2 separate regions of the Homo sapiens genome follow, and region 1 is linked to region 2. The links are chromatin loops, found by intact Hi-C in ENCODE. Cell type or tissue: Caco-2. All regions are shown on one strand. Each heading gives the region's core, and the rest is flanking DNA. Links, peaks and the distances in the headings are about the cores only. Region 1 has its middle 140 kb from the start of EPC1. Region 2 overlaps LOC107984219 (a long non-coding RNA gene).

Region 1 (6,940 bases), core at 1,000-5,999, 250 kb after region 2:
AAACAGACTAAGACATCACCCTTGAGATTATTTGCATTTTAATAGAATACAATACCTTACCTTAAAAAAGTTCACTGTAAACCCTGGACCCAGGGAGATAGGATTGTGCAGAGGATGTCTTCCAGAAAAAGCACATTCCCAGAGCAGTAACCAGGACCTGAACCTTCTCTAGTTACAGTTCAACCACGTTGGAAAATCTAAAGCAATAGTTCTCAATTTACCAGCGCTTCAGAATGCCCTGGAGTGATGTAAGGAGGTGGGGGGAAATTAATGAGGTGGTGGGGAGCGGTGGGAAGACCCAGGGGTAGCACACTGTGCTATTGGTTATGGGTAACCTGAAATATTTACATTCTTTAGGATGAAGCTAAGGTGCTCTTGGCACCCTTCAAAGCATTGTGGGTGCCCTGACAGCGTGGAAATTTCCCCAGCCTCCTTTGTGGCAGCCCAGCAGCCCCACCTGGTGGGTTATGGAGGTAGAGGCAACAGGTCAGTTTTTTAAGTAGGAGGCCTGTTTGCTTGAATGGAGACTGAAATCCTAATGGGCTTGGGCAGGTGGTATTTTAATCTGTACTTAATTCTCTAGGCAGTTTGCAATGGGTTTTTATTTATTTATTTATTTATTTATTTATTTATTTATTTTTATTATTATACTTTAAGTTCTAGGGCACATGTTCACAACGTGCAGGTTTGTCACATATGTATACATGTGCCATGTTGGTGTGCTGCACCTGTCAACTCATCATTTACAATAGGTATATCTCCTAATGCTATCCCTCCCCCCTCCCCCCACCCCACGACAGGCCCCAGTGTGTGATGTTCCCCACCCTATGTCCAAGTGTTCGTTCTCATTGTTCAATTCCCACCTATGAGTGAGAACATGCGGTGCTTGGTCTTCTGTTCCTGTGATAGTTTGCTGAGAATGATGGTTTCCAGCTTCATCCATGTCCCTGCAAAGGACATGAACTCATCCTTTTTTATGGCTGCATAGTATTCCATGGTGTATATGTGCCACATTTTCTTAATCCAGTCTATCACTGATAGATATTTGGGTTGGTTCCAAGTCTTTGCTATTGTGAATAGTGCCGCAACAAACATACGTGTGCATGTATCGCTATAGCAGCATGATTTATGATCCTTTGGGTATACGCCCAGTAATGGGATGGCTGGGTCAAATGGTATTTCTAGTTCTAGATCCTTGAGGAATCATCACACTGTCTTCCACAATGGTTGAACTAGTTTACAGTCCCACCAACAGTGTAAAAGTGTTCCTATTTCTCCACAGCCTCTCCAGCACCTGTTGTTTCCTGCCTTTTTTTTTTTTTTTTTTTTTTTTTGAGATAGAGACTCGCTCTGTCACCCAGGCTGGAGTGCAGTGGCGCAATCTCGGCTCACTGCAAGCTCCGCCTCCCGGGTTCACACCATTCTCCTGCCTCAGCCTCCCGAGTAGCTGGGATTACAGATGCCTGCCACCATGCTTGGCTAATTTTTTGTACTTTTTAGTAGAGACGGGTTTCACCATGTTAGCCAGGATGGTCTCAATCTCCTGACCTCGTGAACCACCCGCCTCGGCCTCCCAAAGTGCTGGGATTACAGGCATGAGCCACCGCGCCTGGCCATTTCCTGACTTTTTAATGATCACCATTCTAACTGGTGTGAGATGGTATGTCATTGTGGTTTTGATTTGCATTTCTCTGATGGCCAGTGATGATGAGCATTTTTTCATGTGTCCGTTGGCTGCATAAATGTCTTCTTTTGAGAAGTGTCTGTTCATATCCTTCACCCACTTTTTGATGGGGTTGTTTGTTTTTTTCTTGTAAATTTGTTTAAGTTCTTTGTAGATTCTGGATATTAGCCCTTTGTCAGATGGGTAGATTGCAAAAATTTTCTCCCATTCTGTAGGTTGCCTGTTCACTCTGATGGTAGTTTCTTTTGCTGTGCAGAAGCTCTTTAGTTTAATTAGATCCCATTTGTCAATTTTGGCTTTTGTTGCCATTGCTTTTGATGTTTTAGCCATGAAGTCCTTGCCCATGCCTATGTCCTGAATGGTATTGCCTAGGTTTTCTTCTAGGGTTTTTATGGTTTTAGGTCTAACATGTAAGTCTTTAATCCATCTTGAATTAATTTTTGTATAAGGTGTAAAGAAGGGATCCAGTTTCAGCTTTCTACATATGGCTAGCCAGTTTTCCCAGCACCATTTATTAAATAGGGAATCCTTTCCTCGTTTCTTGTTTTTGTCAGGTTTGTCAAAGATCAGATGGTTGTAGATGCGTGGTATTATTTCCGAGGGCTCTATTCTGTTCCATTGGTCTATATCTCTGTTTTGGTACCAGTACCATGCTGTTTTGGTTACTGTACCTTTTAGCATAGTTTGAAGTCAGGTAGCGTGATGCCTCCAGCTTTGTTCTTTTGGCTTAGGATTGACCTGGCAATGCGGGCTCTTTTTTGGTTCCACATGAACTTTAAAGTAGTTTTTTCCAATTCTGTGAAGAAAGTAATTGGTAGCTTGATGGAGATGGCATTGAATCTATAAATTACCTTGGGCATTATGGCCGTTTTCACAATATTGATTCTTCCTATCCATGAGCATGGAATGTTCTTCCATTTGTTTGTGTCCTCTTTTACTTCATTGAGCAGTGGTTTGTAGTTCTCCTTGAAGAGGTCCTTCACATCCCTTGTAAGTTGGATTCCTAGGTATTTACAATAGGTTTTTATTTTATTTTTTAAGAAACAAGACCTTACCCTGTCACCCAGGCTGGAGTAGAGTGGCACAATCATAGCTCACGGCAGCCTCAAACTCCTGGCCTCAAGCAATGCTTCTCAAAGTGTGGTCCCCAGTCAGCAGCATCGGCATCACCTGGGAAGCAGGAGCAATGCAAATTCTCCAGTCCCGCCTCAGACCTACTGAAGCGGACACACTGTGGGTGCTGCCCAGCAATCTAGGTTTTAACAAGCCCTCCAGGGCATTCTGAAGCGCTGGTAAATTGAGAACTGTTGCTTTAGATTTTCGAACGTGGTTGAACTGTAACCAGAGACGGTCCAGGTTCTGGTTACTGCTCTGGGAATGTGCTTTTTCCAGCCCGGAAGACTTCCTCTGCACAATCCTATCTCCTTGGGTCCAGGGCAAGCCCAGCCTTGCTCTTTGAGAGCAGTAAGACTCCAGGGAAATGCCATATGAGCTGGTGGGATTCCACCAGCATAAAAGGTGGAAATGGAGCCTATAGTGACCACTGCCCCAAACTCGCCAGCGCCCTCATGTGGAGGCACAACTGCAAAGATGCACTGAGTCACTCCCACGCGCGGCTCCTGTCCACCAAGATCCAGTCTGGTTAAAACACTAGGCCTTGCCCATAGATAATAGACAGCGCCACTTCCTTCCGTCCCTTTCTTCCCTTTCCTACCGTGCTATGAGGGGTTGATGCCCTTTGATTTCCCAGACAGACTGATTGCAAGAGCTGAACCTTACTTAAAGATGTGACTTCGGCTGGGCGTCATGGCGCTACATGTAGTTCCAGCTACAGGGGAGGCTGAGGCTGGAGGATCGCTAAAGCCCAGGAGTTGCAGTCCAGCCAATCACTGAGGATTTTTTTTAAATGCAAATTCTGACTCTGTAGGTCTCAGGGGGAGCCCCAGAGCCTGCATTTTTAATAAACGCCACAAACGCACTCTTGCTGCTAATGTGAGAACACCACTTTGAGCGGATATGATTAGGTTGCCCTCTAGTGATAATCCCATGGAAATCCAGGGTGTTTCTAGCTTCACGATGAACCGGGTCAGCTGGGACTTTCCAGAAAATTAAGACTATTAAAGGCCGGCATGGTGGCTCACGTCTGTAATCCCAGAACTTTGGGAGGCTGAGGCAGTAATCACTTGAGGCCAGAAGTTCGAGACCAGCCTAGGCAACATGGTGAGACCTTGTCTCTACAAAAATAAAAAAGTAAAAAATTAGCCAGTTGGGGGTGGTGTGTGCCTGTGGTCCCAGCTACTTGGGAGGCTGAGGTGGGAGGATTGTTTGAGCCCAGGAATTGGAGGCTGCAGTGAGCTACGATTGCACCCTGCACTCCACCCTGGGTAACAGCAAATTAATTAGAAATTTTTAAACCAGCTTTACAGAATAAGAATATCAGGCTTTTTCCTACACTTAAGAGTCAGGCTCTCCTCTACCATATATAAACAAAGAATCTTTCACTCCTAATCTTCTGCCAGCTTTCAAGACCGGGGTACTGGAGACATCTTTATCCCACATTAACTTTTCTCCAAATAATCTCAACTACTTCCTATGATACTGGTTTCATCATGTTGCTTCTTTTTTTTTTTTTTTTTTTTCTTTTTTTTTGGAGACAGAGTCTCACTCTTTTGACCAGGCTGGAGTGTAGTGGTGTGACCTTGGCTCACTGCAACCTCCGTCTCTTGGGTTCAAGAGATTCTCCTGCCTGAGCCTCCCGAGTAGCTGGGGTTACAGGCGCCTGCCACCATGCCCGGCTAACTTTTCTGTATTTTTAGTAGAGATGGGGTTTCCCCATGTTGGCCAGGCTGGTCTCAAGCTCCTGACCTCAAGTGATCTGCCTGCCTCGGCCTCCCAAAGTGCTGGGATTACAGGCGTGAGCCACCGCACCCAGCCCATCATGTTGCTTCTTGTCTTGAAAAACATTCTGCAGCTCTTTGTGCCAGTGTCAAGTTTAAACTCCACAACCTGGCACCCAGAGCTTCTACAACATGGCTCTAGTCTTTTCCAGCCTCATTGGAATTGGATACTTATATATGCTTAATAACTTAACAATACTATATGTTTTATATAGTATTGTTACATATATAGCACCCAAAAATGCTAATGCTGAGATATATATTTGGAAACAGGGTCTTACACTGTCATTCAGGCGAGTGTAGTACAGTGGCATGATCACGGCTCACCTGCAGCCTCAAACTTCTGGACTCAAGTGATCTTCCCGTCTCAGTTTCCCAAGTACCTGGGACTTACAGGCACATTCCACCATGCCCAGCTAATTTTTAAATTTTTTTGTAGAGACAGGGTTTCACTATGTTGCCCAGGTTGATCTCGAATTCCTGGCCTCAAGTGATCCTCCCGCCTTAGCCTCCCAAAGTGCTGGGATTGCAGGCATAAGCCACCATGCCTAGGCTACAATATTATATTAGTGTAAATACAGTATACAAATTTAGTCTGTTTTCATACTTTTAATGAGCAACATACCTGCCACATGCTGGGTGCTACAGAGGTTGCGATACACAATCCTGCCATCAAGCAGTTTAGATGTTTTTTATCTGGCCCTTTTTTACATACTATTAGTTTATAGAAATAGTTCAGGTATTGACATAGCCTATTGTGTGACTATGTATAGTGTTTTGAATTTTTTAATTTTTATTTATTTATTTTTTGAGTCACTATCTCCCTCTGTCACCCAGGTTGGAGTGCAATGGTGTGATCTTGTCTCACTACAACCTCCACCCTGTCTCATGCTACAGTCATCCTCCCACCTCAGCCTCCTGAGTAGCTAGGACTACAAGCATGTGCCACCATGCCCGGCTAATTTGTGTATATTTTGTAATATACAAAATAGGTTTCACCATGTTGCCCAGGCTGGTCTCGAACTCCTGAGTTCAAGCAATCCTCCCATCTCAGTGTTCCAAAGTGCTGGGATTAAAGGCATGAACCACTATACCCAGATAGAATTTTTTTTTTTTTGAGACAGAGTCTCACTCTGTTGCCCAGGCTGGAGTGAAGTGGTACACTCTTGGCTCACTGCAACCTCTGCCTCCCAGGTTCAAGCTATTCTCCTGCCTCGGCCTCCCACGTAGCTGGGACTACAGGGGTCCACCACCATGCCTGACTAATTTTTGTATTTTTAGTAGAGATGGGGTTTCACCATGTTGGCCAGGCTGGTCTCGAACTCCCGATCTCAGGTGATGTGCCCACCTCAGCCTCCCAAAGTCTGGGATTACAGGTGTGAGACACCGGACCCGGCCTAACCAGAATTTTTTGATGTTATTAATGTGCTGCTATGTATACATATCTGGTTTTGGAGGAGGAAAAGGGGAGAATCTATCTTCTTGAGGTAATATACCCTAAAGTAGAATCATTGAATTAAAATTACAGAGTTTTATAGCTGGTTATGTATTGACAGATTTCTTTCCAGAGACTGAAAATATTTCCAGGTTACCCATAATATATTTACATTAGTTTTCATGAAATACATACTTCGTTGGGTTTTACAATTTTAAAATGTATTTGTTACTTTGGCAGAGGTATTTAGGGCTACCACTAGCCTCTAAGTGCCTTTGTGTAAATTAGAGGAAAGTAACTACACAAGCACATTGTGTGCAGTACATCTTTTTTTTTTTCTGAGACAGGTTCTTGCTCTGTTGCCCAGGCTGGAGTGCAGTGGTGTGATCTCGGCTCACTGCAGCCTCTGTCTCCCGGGTTCAAGCAATTCTCCCACCTCAGCTTCCCAAGTAGCTGGAACTACAGATGTGCACCACCACACCCAGCTATTTTTTTTTCTTTTCTTTTCTTTTTGTATTTTTGGTAGAGACGCAGTTTCACTATGTTTGCCCAGGCTGGTCTCAAACTCCTGGGCTCAAACGATCCACAAGCCTCAGCCTCCCAAAGTGCTGGTTACAGATGTGAGCCACCATGCCCTGTCTGTGTGCAGAGCATCTTTGCATGAGGAAAAAAGTGCTAGTCTTCTGGATGGATGCAGCCTTACAACAGGACAGTGACTTTGTGGGTGGAGCATGGACTGTGCATTAGTCCATTCTCACACTGCTGATAAAGACATACACAAGACTGGGCAATTTACAAGAGAGAGATTTAATGGACTCATGGTTCCACGTGGCTGGGGAGGCCTCGCAATCATGTCAGAAGATGAAAGGCATGTCTCACGTGGCAGCAGACAAGAGAAGAGAGCTTGTGCAGGGAAACTCCCCT
Region 2 (6,940 bases), core at 657-5,656:
AAAAGAAGGCTTTTCGTCTACTTTCCTATTATCCTGAATGAGGCATCCCACGTGGTCCTTAGGGTTCCAGAATGAACCGGTCCTACCAAGTAGCCTTGGTTCCATCTTGTCACAATTACCTACTTGAGAAGAGAGGAGATACTAGAGTGAACCGTGGGCCCCCTGTTCATCCTTGGGGTTCTGGAATAACCGATCTTGCCATGTAACCCTAACCTTGCTTTCATCTCTGTTCTAACAGTAATCTGTTAGCCTGGGACCAACCTTCATCTCTGTCCTATGGGGCTCTTGCCCCTGCAGCCTTTGGCTCACCTATGTCCTTGTCTCCATGACCTTACAGTGACTCGCATTTGGAGCATTCTAGCAAAAAATGTGATTTTCTCTTTTCTCAGATTCCCATTTCCCATGTTCTTCCCTCCCGACTCCCTTTTAAATATGACCTTGAAGCACGTTGAGAAGGGTGTAGAAGTAATTAGAGAATGGAAGCTACAGGAGGAAGTGAGAGGAATACTCATGGAAAGCCTTCATATGCTTGCAAAAATAGCAGCCCTAACATTTATTTGCCCTCCTGTTTTGTTTTTTGTTTTGTTTTGTTTTGAGACAGAGTCTTGCTCTGTCGCCCAGACTGGAGTGCAGTGGTGTGATCTTGGCTCACTGCAACCTCCGCCTCCCGGGTTCAAGCAGTTCTTCTGCCTCAGCCTCCCAAATAGCTGGAATTACAGGTGTGCACCACTACACATGGCTAATTTTTGTATTTTTAGTAGAGACAGGGTTTCACCATGTTGGCCAGGCTGGTCCCGAACTCCTGACCTCGTGATCTGCCAGCCTCAGCCTCCCAAAGTGCTGGGATTACAGGTGTGAGCCACCGCGCCTGGCCCCATTTATTTGCCCTCTTGATGTAAAGTAGTAATCTCCGGAGGACTTGGGGCTTGGGGTAAGAACTTGCAAATGGCAAAGGAAGAATATCTTTTCCTCTCAGTGGAGTGCTAACTCAAAAAAGCCAATAGGTGGGATCCTTAAAGCGTCAGAGTGAGGCCCTATGCAGGTGGACAGACTACTTCAAAACCCACTGGAAAACTTGGCCCTGGGACATAACAGGAACAAAAAGCATGTGGTAAGTCAAGGAGCTGGCAGAGCTGGAGTTCCAATTAATGTCTGTCCTGGCCATGTGCCAGCAGACAGGGAAAGGGTTAGAGTCGTGGAAGCTGGTAGGGTAAGAACAAGTATAAATCTCGGGATATCTGCAAGGGAGCTCGTGTCTTTGCTGCCATGCAAACACAGTAAAAGCCACGGGCACACAAATAACAGGGAGTGTGTGTTTAAGAAGTCATGTGGCATGTGAAGTGAAAGCAAAGAGGCAGACTTGCCCCCAAGGCAGATGGTCCAGCAGGTGCACAAGGCCATTTCAAAACACACACACACATAAAAAAAAGAAGAATAGGCAGTGAGGGTTCTTAGTAAATTTTAGCTGAAAAAGAAGAAGAAACCTGACATTGTACAGTTTTAGGCTTTAGCCCTACCACTCTTGTGAGCCCCTTGTCCAGGAAAGCCATTAGTGCCTCAGCGTGAACCTCAAGGTACTTCCCACCCCTGTGAGCCACCAATCAGGGTGAGCTGAGCAATCAGCCCAGGGGAACAGAGTCACATATGGCCAAGAGGAATTGTTCTGGGGTTTGGTTAGTAAGCACGAGAGAAAAAGGAAGAAGAAAATTGTGTACGGAGGTTGAATGCCTCCAGGCAGAGAAGGCAGGGCATAGAGATGTCTTACCACAAGGGAACGTATCTGAGTCATGCAGCATCAAAGTATGTGAGCAGTGGAAGTTATCAGAATCAATTGGCACCAAAATATGTTAGTAGCAGAATGTATCCCAGTCATGGCACCAAATCGTGTTACTGGCGGCAAATCCTTATGGGTCTGCAGCAGCCTCAGTTCTTGCCTCCTCAGAAGAAAGAATTATAATTTTTTTTTTTTTTTTTTTTTTTTAGATAGAGTTTTGCTCTGTCACCCAGGCTGTAGTGCAGTGGCATGATCTTGGCTCCCTGCAACCTCTGCCTCCCAGGTTCAAGCGATTCTCCTGCCTCAGCCTCCCAAGTAGCTGAGATTACAGGCACCCATCACCATGCCTAGCTAATTTTTGTATTTTTAATAGAGACAGGCTTTCACCATGTTGGCCAGGCTGGTCTCAAACTCCTGACCTCGGGTGATCCACCTGCCTTGGCCTCCCAAAGTGCTGGGATTACAGACGTGAACCACCACACCCGGCCAAAAGAAAGGATTTGACTGAGGGGCAGAAGGCAGAAGGAGAGACTGGGGCAAGTTTTAGAGCAGGAGTGAAAGTTTATGAAAAAGCTTTAGAGCAGGAACAAAAGGAAGGAAATACACTTGAAAGAGGGCCAAGCAGGCAACTTGAAAGACAAGTACACAGTTTGACCTTTTGACTTGGGGTTTTATACATTGGTGTACTTTTGGGGTCTTACGTTCCTTTTCCCCTTATTCTTCCCTTGGGGTGGGCTGTCCACATGTGCAGTGGCCTGCAAGCACTTGGGAAATGAGCATGTGCAGTGTGTAGTGGAGTTGTACACATGCTCACTTGAGACATTCTTCCCTTACTAGTGGAATGTCCCTGGAAAGTCATATACCAGTTCATCTCTGATATTTTGCCTCTTAATATGCATGCTTGAGCCCACCCACTGAACTCCTGAGATCTTATTGGGAATCTGCTGATCACCAGTTTCAAGTGTTTCTATCTATTGGGAGACTGCCTTTCCCTGGTGCTCGCTGTGACCAATTACTATTTTAGAGAGACAGTGTGACAACTGCCTCCCAACACCTGATAGTCACCTGACATTCCTATCAGGGGAGTGCCCTCTCCTGCTCTGCTCATGCCTCACTAGCTATGTACTGTAACAGTATGTCAGGGGCCTTTGGTGGGACTCTGAGACTTGCTAGCTTCAGGTAAACCTCAGCACATTCCTAGCTGTGATGGCTATGAGATGAGACTCCTTCTGCTTTAGAGAAGCAGAGGGGAAAGTAAAGAGGACTTTGTCTTGCACCTTAGGTACCAGGTTGGCCGCAGAGGGATAGAGCAACAAGCAGGCTCTTGGAGTCCCTGATTCCAGAACTTGCCTCTTGGACAGCATTTCTGGACCTGCCTGGGGCCAGACGGGAGTTCACTGGTCTGAAGGGTGAGTCCCAGGCCAGGCAGCATTCACCATATGCTGATTGAAGAGCCCTTGAACCATAAGGGAACATCAGCAGTAGTCTGGCAGTACTCCTTGTGGGCCTGTGGTGGCACTGGCCGTGGGGTGAGGCTCCTCTCCTATTGGAAAGGGGAGGGAAGAGTGGGAAGGACTGCATCTTGTGGTTTGAGTGTCAGTTCAGTTGCAATACAGTAGAACACCAGGTAGACTTCTGAGGTTTTTGACTCTACTCCTTAGCTCCTGGATGGCATCTAGACCTGCCTGGGGACTGGGGGAACTTGCCACTCTGAAGGGAGAGACACAGGCCTGGCTGGCTTTCCCACATGCTGATTGTAGAGCCCCAGGCTGTGAGTGAACATAGGCCATAGCCACGGAATGGTTACAGCAGGCCTTAGGAAAGACTCAGTGCTGTGCTGGCTTTAGCTCTAATCCAGCACAGTCATACCTGATGGCCACAGAGGTGCTTGTATTAGTCCACCCCAAGCTTCAGATGGCTCAGAATAGAGAGACACTCTGCTTGTCTGGGAGAAAGTAAAGGGAGAGAACAAGAGTCTCTGCCTGGTAAATCTTATCCAAGAACATCAGGTAGTAACTCTACAAGTCTGCAAGAATCATAGTGTTACTGAACTTATATTGTCCCTAAAGCAGATACAGCTTAGATCACAGCACCCAAGTTCTTTCAATTATCTGGAAAGCCTTCCCAAGAAGCACGGGTACAAACAAGCTCAGACAGTGAAGACTGCAATAAATACCTAATTCTGCAATGCCCAGACACAAACAAACATCTGAAAGTATTAAGACAATCCAGGAAAATAGGCCCTCACCAAGTGAATGAAATAAGACACCAGGGGCCAATCCTGGAGAAACAGATATATGACCTTCCAGACAAAGAATTCAAAATAACTGTTTTGAGGAAACTCAAAGAAATTCAAGGTAACCCAGAGAAGGGATTCAGAATTCTATCAGATTAATTTAACAAAGAGATTGAGATAATTTAAAAGACTCAAGCAGAAATTCTGGAGCTGGGCCACGTGTGGTGGCTCATGCCTATAATCCCAGCACTTTGGGAGGCCAAGGCGGGCAGATCACTTTAGCCCAGGAGTTTGAGACCAGTCTGGGCAACGGGGTGAAACCCTGTCTCTACTAAAAATACAAAAATTAGCCAGGTATGGTGGCGGATGCCTGTAATCCTGGATACTCAGAAGGCTGAGGCGGGAAATTGCTTGAACCTGGTAGGCGGAGTTTGCAGTGAGCCGAGATTGCGCCACTGCACCCCAGCCTGGGCGACAGAGTAAATCCAGGATTTCCTCTCCAAGCAGTGAGTAAATGTCATCTATGTAAGTACTCGTTATTCCTGTTGTTGACTTGATTTACACAGAAAAAAAAATCGTACCTGAAAAATACATTTAAGATGAATTTGTAACTTGAGGAATAATATTGAGAATTTATTAAAGCTTTTAGCCCAATGTCTGTGTTTTTGATCTAGCTATTGTTTTACAATCATATAATCTTATGCACATGGACCCTGGAGCCAGACTGTGGCTCTTATCTAAATTTTACCACTTATTAGCTGAATGTCCTTGAGCAAGTTATGCAACCTCTCTGGCCACAGCTCCTCATCTTTAAAATAGAAATAATAAAATTACCTATCTTATAGGGTTGTTTGAGGATTAAATAATTTGTTTTGAACAGTGCCTGGCAGAGAGTAAATGCTATCTATGTAAGTAATCATTATTCCTGTTGACTTGATTTACATAGAAAAAAAATTGTACCTGAAAAATAAATTTAAAATTGATTTTTAACTTGAGGAAAAATATTGAGAATTTATTAAAGTCACTGTTGTTCTTTTCTCAAGAATTCTTGGGCTGGGCATGATGGTACACACCTATAATCCCAACACTTTGAGAGGCCAAGACAGGCGGATCACTTGAGACTAGGAGTTCAAGATCCCCCTGGGCAACATAGTGAGACCCCGTCTCTGCAAAAAACATTTTTTTTAATTAGCTGTGCATGATAGCATGTGCTTGTAATCCTAGCTACTCAGGAGGCTGAGGTAGGAGGGTCACTTGGGCCCAGGAGTTTGAGGCTGCAGTGAGCTAGGATTGCACCAATGTTGTCCAGCCTGGGTGACAGAGTGAGACCTTGTCTCTAAAAATTAAAATTAAAAATTAGAAACATTTTAAAAAGAATTCTTGTCCAGGCACGGTGGCTCACGCCTGTAATCCCAGCACTTTGGGAGGCCGAGGTGGGCAGATCACGAGGTCAGGAGATCGAGACCATCCTGGCTAACATGATGAAACCCCATCTCTACTAAAAATACAAAAATTAGCCAGGCGTGGTGGCGGGCATCTGTAGCCCCAGCTACTCGGGAGGCTGAGGCAGGAGAATGGCGTGAACCCGGGAGGCGGAGCTTGCAGTGAGCTGAGATCGTGCCACTGCACTCCAGCCTGGGAGACAGAGTGAGACTCCATCTCAAAAAAAAAAAATTCTTTATTTTTCTATTCATAGTTATAGAGAAGAATATTAGCATTAATAAAATAGTGAGACAGCTGTGTCTCCTCAATTATATTTTATATAATCTTATCTTGAAATTTGCTTACTTTGCTTAGTATATTTCAGTGGAATTAATTAGCCAAAAATCATATATGGCAAGGAAGAAGAAGGATGGATTATCTGATGTGAAAAACTGGTTGCAAATTGGTAAATGTGAATAACAACTGTCAGCCGGGTGTGGTGGTGCATCCCTGTAGTCCCACGACTCAGGAGGTTGAGGATCACTTGAGCCCAGGAGTTCAAGTCCAGCTTGAGCAACATAGTGAGACCCCTGTCTCTAAATAAATAAATAACTATCGTTAGCATTCGTTGGGTGTTTTCTGAGTGTGAGTTGCTGTTCTAAGCACTTTACTTGTGGTAATTCTTTCTAATCTGACAACACATCTAGGTGTACATATTCATATTATCTCCATTTTGCAGATGAAGAAATGGAGGCCCTAATAGATAAACCACTTGCCCAAGATCATAAAACTTGTCATCAGCAGAGCCAGAAGAGTCCCTATGGTGATTATTGAGAATTAATGCTGCATGGTTAAGAAAATGAGAAAATAAGAATTAATTTTTAAGGAATCAATTTGAAGGAATTTAAATGTAATCATTTTAATCACTAGGATATTGGTGCCAGTTTGATTTCAGATGGTGTTTTTCTTAAAATTGAAGTAGATAAATAACAGGCTGAATAAAATGAATGGAAGACCATTTCAAAGGGGGTGTTTTTTACATAGTATTAGTGGTTCTTTTTTTCCAGAAATCAGTTAATATCAAGATAACCAGCCATTTTTCTGCAAATTGCATTTTCTGCACATTCCTACTTATTTTTTTTTTTTTTTACAGTCTTGCTTTGTCACCTATGCTAGAGTGCAGCAGTCCAATCATAGCTCACTGCAGCCTCATGTTCATGGGCTTAAGCAATCCTCTTGCCTCAGCCTCCCGAGTAGCTGAGACTACCAGCATGCACCACCACACCTGGATAATTTTTATATTTTTTGTAGAGACGGGGTTTCACCATGTTGCCCAGACCGGTCTCAAACTCCTGCACTCAAGTGATCCACCCATCTCAGCCTCTCAAAGTGCTAGGATTACAGGGGTGAGCCACCACGCCCAGCCAGTATTCCTTCTTCTTAAACCAATCTCTCCTTTGAATTGATGTGTTAGTAGTAATCTATCATTTGAATGACAGATCTTCTTA

What was found. Hi-C counts contacts between places; a loop is a spot of excess contacts. Peaks named below come from ENCODE experiments on the same cell type or tissue, not always from the same donor. Only the 100,000 strongest peaks of a DNase experiment are listed, where the experiment ranks them.
Region 1: a loop joins it to region 2, with 9 times the contacts of the local background. A loop is called at or near these places in 1 of 110 quality-filtered maps.

The regions. Positions count from the first base shown.
Region 1 is chr10:32,207,225-32,214,164 of GRCh38, forward strand. No RefSeq gene overlaps it. Among named protein-coding and RNA genes, the nearest start is that of EPC1, 140 kb to the right of the region's middle. RefSeq lists enhancers at 277-571, 317-611. In Caco-2, for the core only: CTCF peaks have their summits at 3,190 and 3,709 (motif pointing left); DNase peaks (open chromatin) are centred at 3,267 and 3,677.
Region 2 is chr10:31,960,208-31,967,147 of GRCh38, forward strand. The region is part of intron 2 of LOC107984219 (a long non-coding RNA gene); the gene reads left to right. Among named protein-coding and RNA genes, the nearest start is that of ARHGAP12, 35 kb to the left of the region's middle. In Caco-2, for the core only: no CTCF peak of the experiment used is centred there; DNase peaks (open chromatin) are centred at 2,824 and 3,154.